Linked DNA regions of Homo sapiens: region 1 is linked to region 2. A link is a loop called in an ENCODE intact Hi-C map of the cell type or tissue named here. Cell type or tissue: CD14-positive monocyte. All regions are shown on one strand. Each heading gives the region's core, and the rest is flanking DNA. Links, peaks and the distances in the headings are about the cores only. Region 1 has its middle 50 kb from the start of KLF4. Region 2 overlaps LOC105376205 (a long non-coding RNA gene).

Region 1 (2,911 bases), core at 304-2,803, 72 kb after region 2:
GACAAGATCTTGAACCACTTAGTTCTTCAAGAGGAACAAGTAGTTCTGACCACATCTTGGGTTGTTCTAGAGGCTGCTAGGAAAGAAATGAAACTTCTGCTTACACTGGCAGGTGAAGGTGAAGCACTGAACTCCAAGAGAAAATACCCTAGTGCCTCTTTTTATTTATTTTTATTTTTATTTGATTTTTATAGAGACAGGGAGTCTCACTACGTTGCTCAGGCTGGTCTTGAACTGCTAGGCTCAAAGGATCCTCCATCCTCGGCTGCCCAAAGTGCTGGAATTACAGGCCTGGGCCACTGTGCCTGGCCAAGTGTCTCCTTTTAGCAATGAGCCTGCTGTTGCAAGGGTTGTGTGCTTATGAGCTTTTGTGGACCCTTTTACAATTAAAAAAAAAAAAAGTCCCTTCTAACCTACCATGTTAGAAGTGCCACTGTTTACACAGCAGAACCTGGAGGTTCATCTCCATGAAGTGGTTTGTGGAAAAGCTAGAGCTGTGGGATCCACATGTCTCGGCTCAGTCCTGTGCCACTCGCTATTTTACTTAAGCAACTCTTTCCCCTTCTGAGCCTCAGTTTCCTCATCTTCCATCTGAGGAACTGGATGAGAGTAGTGTCTTTCAAACTGCAAATTTTGATCCATTCATAAATAATAAAATCAATCTAGTGGGTTGCAACCTTTTCTTTTTTTTGAGATGGAGTCTCGCTCTGTTGCCTAGACTAGAGTGTAATGCCGTGATCTCAGCTCACTGCAACCTCCGCCTGCCAGGTTCAAGTGATTTTCCTGCCTCAGCCTCCTGAGTAGCTGGGATTACAGGCACCCACCATCATGCCTAGCTAATTTTCGTATTTTGTAGAGATGGGGTTTCACCACGTTGGCCAGGCTGGTCTTGAACTCTTGACCTCAGGTGATCCACCTGTCTCGCCCTCCCAAAGTGCTGGGATCACAGGCGTGAGCCTCTGTGCCTGACCTGCAACCATTTTTTTTAAAATGGAGAAATAGAATAGTTTAGAATACAAAATGCCAGGGTGCATTACAGTTAATAAGTATTGTCTTGTGAAATGTTTGTTTTATCCATAAACACATATTACTAACATCAACACAAAATGTATTTTTCACTGTTAGTCATTCTGAAAAAAAAAAAGAAAAGAAAAGAAAAAAAGCTCAAAACATACCATATCGAGTTTTCAGGGCTCTTAAGCAGAGACAGACCAATCAATAGGTTGGCACTACTCCTTGCTTAATTGCCTATTTCCCATTGTTTGCCTGAGGACTGAGCCTGGCTCCAAGTGAACATGCCATTTGGCTTCTCTCTCTAACTGTGGACACAGTGACCTAGAAAAGGAGATGCTCAATGCTGCATTTATTGTCCAGCATGACATCAGCCAGAAAGCATTGTGAAAATAATAATATTATGATTATTGAGTGAAGGCCTGTTATGTGCCAGATTTTGTGTTAAGTGATTTAAATATAGTAAAGTTCATTCTTACAACAAGGTGTCTGTTGTTTAAGGTGTATGTGATTGTCCTCATTTTTCAGAAAAGGAAACTGAGGCACGGAGAAGTTTTGGTGTGGCATTCCAAGGTCATAGAATGGGTAAATGGCCAAGGTAGAATTGGAGCCCTTATCTGTCTGTCTCTAGAGTCCTTTCCATTACACACTTTTTCCAGGCTGAGATGCTTTGCAATAAAGTGGCTTTGAAATAGCAGTTCCCTTCACGTTGTGTAAGTAACCAAGTCCTCCCCTGACTGGCTGTGGCTCTGGCTGTGACCTACAGGTGGTGGAATGGAGTTGGTTTACATTTCTAAGGAAGTAATCAAATTACCTTTCCTGGGCTGGGGGCGTCTCAGAAGGACTGAATTAAACTGAAGGTCTAATCTGGGGACATTCTTTTTTTCTTTTTTGACATGGAGTCTTGCTCTGTCGCCCAGGCTGAAGTGCAGTTCAGCTGTCTCAGCTTACTGCAACCTCTGCCCCCCGGGTTCAAGCGATTCTTCTGCCTCAGCCTCTCAAGTAGCTGGGATTACAGGCATGAGCCACCACGCCCGGCCAGTTTGGGGACATTCTTATTGCACAAAATTTCTTCCAGAACATTTGGTCCTTTGGGATTTCCCCAGATTGCCAACAATTAGACAGAAAATTCCAACTCTCCTTCCCTGGTTGCTTCATAGTATCTACCATTTCCCCCGCCCCCCACCTTACCTATGAGTATACCTCTCTCGTGGGCTGCATTGGTAATACCTTACTATCCAGGGAATCCTGGGTTTTTGGAGTTTTTTAAATTGTTGTTTTAACAAATATAACTTCATTTCACTACTTCTTTGGTGAGGCCACGTCCAACCAATGACGTTGGTTAGTAACTTGTTCAGTGTCCCCAAGAACAGACGATAAAGAGATCAACATATCAACTTTTCTTATATTAGAGGTTTTAGAGATTTTTTAATTCAACATCCAGATTACAATACACCCACTATCCCAGTGTTCTAAGGAAATCAGTCAGGGCTTAAATTAAACTTAAATCTTGTTTCACATTTAAAATACAATTTAGCGCATTAGTTTCATATGTTTCTATTTTCTAGCCTAAAAAACACTAACAGCTCCTTGACCACAGTAGTTGAAATCCTACTTAGCACTCAATAACCAACACAACTTCTCCAACCCCCAGGCAAGGCAAATTCAGTGGTCCTTTGGCACCCACTATGCTTTGCAAAATGTTGAAGGCTTGACTCTCCATCCTTTTCCATCCCCCATTACCTACCCTCCATCCCTGAACTTACCCCAGGGCAGTAGCCACATTGTATTCTTACTTACCCTGATATCTGGCTCCCACACCAATGCAGGATGAGATTCCCTGCATATGTTAAGCCTTCAGTGTATGTTGTCACATTGAATTAATTTTTAAGTTAACTTT
Region 2 (2,911 bases), core at 122-2,621:
TGAGTTTATAGCACTGAAGAATTGTTTTACTGCCTCAGCACAGGCAACAGGCATGCTGGACACCTGTTGGGGGTGAAGGGTAGGGAATCAAGCCCTCTGGGGATTCAGGGAAAGGAATCCTAAGAACAAGCTGCCCCCAGTGTGAGCCAACCAGATCAAACAAACCTCCAGGTGTCTGGTCAGTGCTGGGTCCATGGTAAGCATCTGAGTCTTGGATGAACCCACTAAGCAAGTCCAGGCTAGAGACTGAGGCCTGCAGAGCACTTCCGGAATTGGAGAACCCTATGGAAGGCCAGTAGGATGGAGTCCAAGGCAGATCCTGAGGGAACTCCAAGCACTGAGCTGGGGGAACCTAAATAAATTGGTCAATATGAGGGGCAGGAGCAAGAGAAAGACCGAAGATAGGAATTACAGCCAAAGGCCCAATGTTGAACGAGTCTAGAACCCAGGCAAAGCAAGTTTTCTGCAAATAATTCATGAACCAAAGAAGCAGAGCCTCTGCCTTTAATGACGGCCACCAAAAGGTACGTGGGTGAATAGAGCAGACAGAAAAGGATAGGACTGGGGTGAACAAAAATGTTATTCTGGCCAGGAGCAGTGGCTCGCGCCTGTAATCCCAGCACTCTGGGAGGCCGAGGTGGGCGGATCGCCTCAGGTCAGGAGTTCGAGACCAGCCTGGCCAATATGGCAAAACCCCATCTCTACTAAAGCTACAAAAATTAGCCAGGGGTGGTGGTGCATGGCTATAATCCCAGCTACTCCTGAGGCAGGAGAATCGTTTGAACCTGGGAGGCAGAGGTTGCAGTGAGCCGAGATCATACCACTGCACTTCAGCCTGGGCAACTGAGCGAGACTCTGTCTTAAAAAAAAAAAAAAAAAAAAAAAAAAGGTTATTTCTTTCTCACCCTTCAGCTTGCTCTGGAAAGGTTTTTGTTTTTCCCATCCACGCCTTAGTATGGAGGTTTCAGAGAGGCCCCCATGGGGAGCACACTTCCCCAAAAGCCAATTACCAAAATGGCCAGAAGGATAAATGTGCCAGCCTCAGCCCAGCATATATTCTTTGAGTCTTCACCAGAAAGCTAAAGTGGCATTTGACAAAACCTCTGGAGTGTTTCAAACTATGTTATCAGGCCCAAATCCTGATGACAGACAGAAGAGTATAAAAGAATAAAGATTTCCCAGATGAAAAGCACGCTTGGAGGGTCCTGAGCCCTTGCAGGCAGTGACGAAATCAAGGGCTGCATGCAGTTTGTTCACATGAAGAGCCCTGGAAGAAGGCTTCACACTCAGCAAGCGCCCTGGCCAAATGAGGAAGAGCCAAGCAGGCTGGCCTGAGGTTGCTCCATACCCTGGGCCTCTGGGGAGAAATCAGAGGAAGCAAACCGTTGTGTCCACACCAAATGAGAAACCTAGTGATTTTCATTCCCGGTGTTTTTAATTTTGTGCCTTTGAAGATCATCTTAATTTTTTAATTAAAAAAAATTACAGTTGATGACCTGCCAGTTCTTCACACACACAATTATCATTGAAAGCCAAGGGTCCCCACCTTTTTGCAAATAAACAGGCAGAATAATCTGTGAGAAGACCTCACGGCCAGGCAAGGTGGCTCATGCCTGTAATCCCAGCACTTTGGGAGGCCAAGGCAGGCAGACCACATAAGGCCAGGAGTTTGAGACCAGCCTGACCAACATGGCAAAACCCTGTCTCTACTAAAAATACAAAAATTAGCCATATGTGATAGCTCATGCCCGTAATCCCAGCACTTTTGGAGGCCAAGGTGGATGGATCACTTGAGGCCAGGAGCTTGAGACGAGCCTGGGCAACATGGTAAGACCCTATCTCTACTAAAAATACAAAAATTAGCAGGACATGGCGGCACACGCCTGCCACCCCAGCTACTCCGGAGGCTGAGGTATGAGAATCGCTTGAACCCAGGAGGTGGAGGTTAGCCAAGATCATGTCACTGCACTCCAGCCTAGACAACAGAGTGAGACTCTGTCCCCCCTGAAAAAAAAAAAAAAAGCCAACAGGTTGCTGGGGTTGGGGAGGGGTCCTTCATTCCTGTCTCTGCTCTCCCTACTGCACACATGTACAGGTGCAAACACACACTCACACGCACACACAAATACACCCCTACAACTCCCCAAACAAGACTTGTTCACCACCATAACCCAGCACCTAGCACTGGGGCAGGGATAGTGCAGCCACTCAGTGAATATTTGGCAAATAAACTGATTAATATATAAGGATATAAGAGAGCTAGAAACCAGACATGCAAGGAAGGGAGAGGAGAAAGAGTGACAAAGTGGGGGTGGCTTGGGATCCCACCCCCAGACGGTTCATCCATCTATTGGCAATAACAAGCCCTAGCATAACACCCTTCAGATTATAAAATCCAGACGCATCTCACATCACTTTTGATTCCCACCACTCCCCCTACTCCCAGGAGGTAAGGATCTTTGTGCTAATGCTAGGAAAAAAACTGAAGCAGAGGAAAGGTCTACTGGTTTGTTCAAGGTAGGAAAGAAAACAAAGCTAGGAACTAAAACTTCTGAAGTCAAAGCTTGGGCTCTGGGCCATGCACAGTGGTTCACGTCTATAATTCCAGCACTTTGGGAGGCCGAAGTGGGCAGATCGCCTGAGGCCAGGAGTTCAAGACCAGCCTGGGCAACATGGTGAAACCCCATCTGTACTAAAATTACAAAAAATTAGCTACTTGGGATGCTGAGGCAGGAGAATCTCTTGAATCTGGAAGTGCCTGTTGCAGTGAGCAGAGATCGTGCCACTGTACTCCAGCCTGGGCGACAGAGCAAGACTCCATCTGTGATGGTTAACGCTGAGTGTCAATTTGATTGAATTGAAGGATGCGAAGTATTGGTCCTGGGTGTGTCTGTGAGGGTGTTGCCAAAAG

The links. Peaks named below come from ENCODE experiments on the same cell type or tissue, not always from the same donor. Only the 100,000 strongest peaks of a DNase experiment are listed, where the experiment ranks them.
Region 1: a loop joins it to region 2, with 2.2 times the contacts of the local background. A loop is called at or near these places in 4 of 110 quality-filtered maps.

Annotation. Positions count from the first base shown.
Region 1 is chr9:107,538,780-107,541,690 of GRCh38, reverse strand. No RefSeq gene overlaps it. Among named protein-coding and RNA genes, the nearest start is that of KLF4, 50 kb to the right of the region's middle. RefSeq lists an enhancer at 1-155. In CD14-positive monocyte, for the core only: a CTCF peak has its summit at 1,858; no DNase peak of the experiment used is centred there.
Region 2 is chr9:107,610,676-107,613,586 of GRCh38, reverse strand. The region is part of intron 5 of LOC105376205 (a long non-coding RNA gene); the gene reads right to left. Among named protein-coding and RNA genes, the nearest start is that of KLF4, 120 kb to the right of the region's middle. In CD14-positive monocyte, for the core only: no CTCF peak of the experiment used is centred there; a DNase peak (open chromatin) is centred at 1,306; H3K4me3 peaks cover 445 bases; H3K27ac peaks cover 2,500 bases.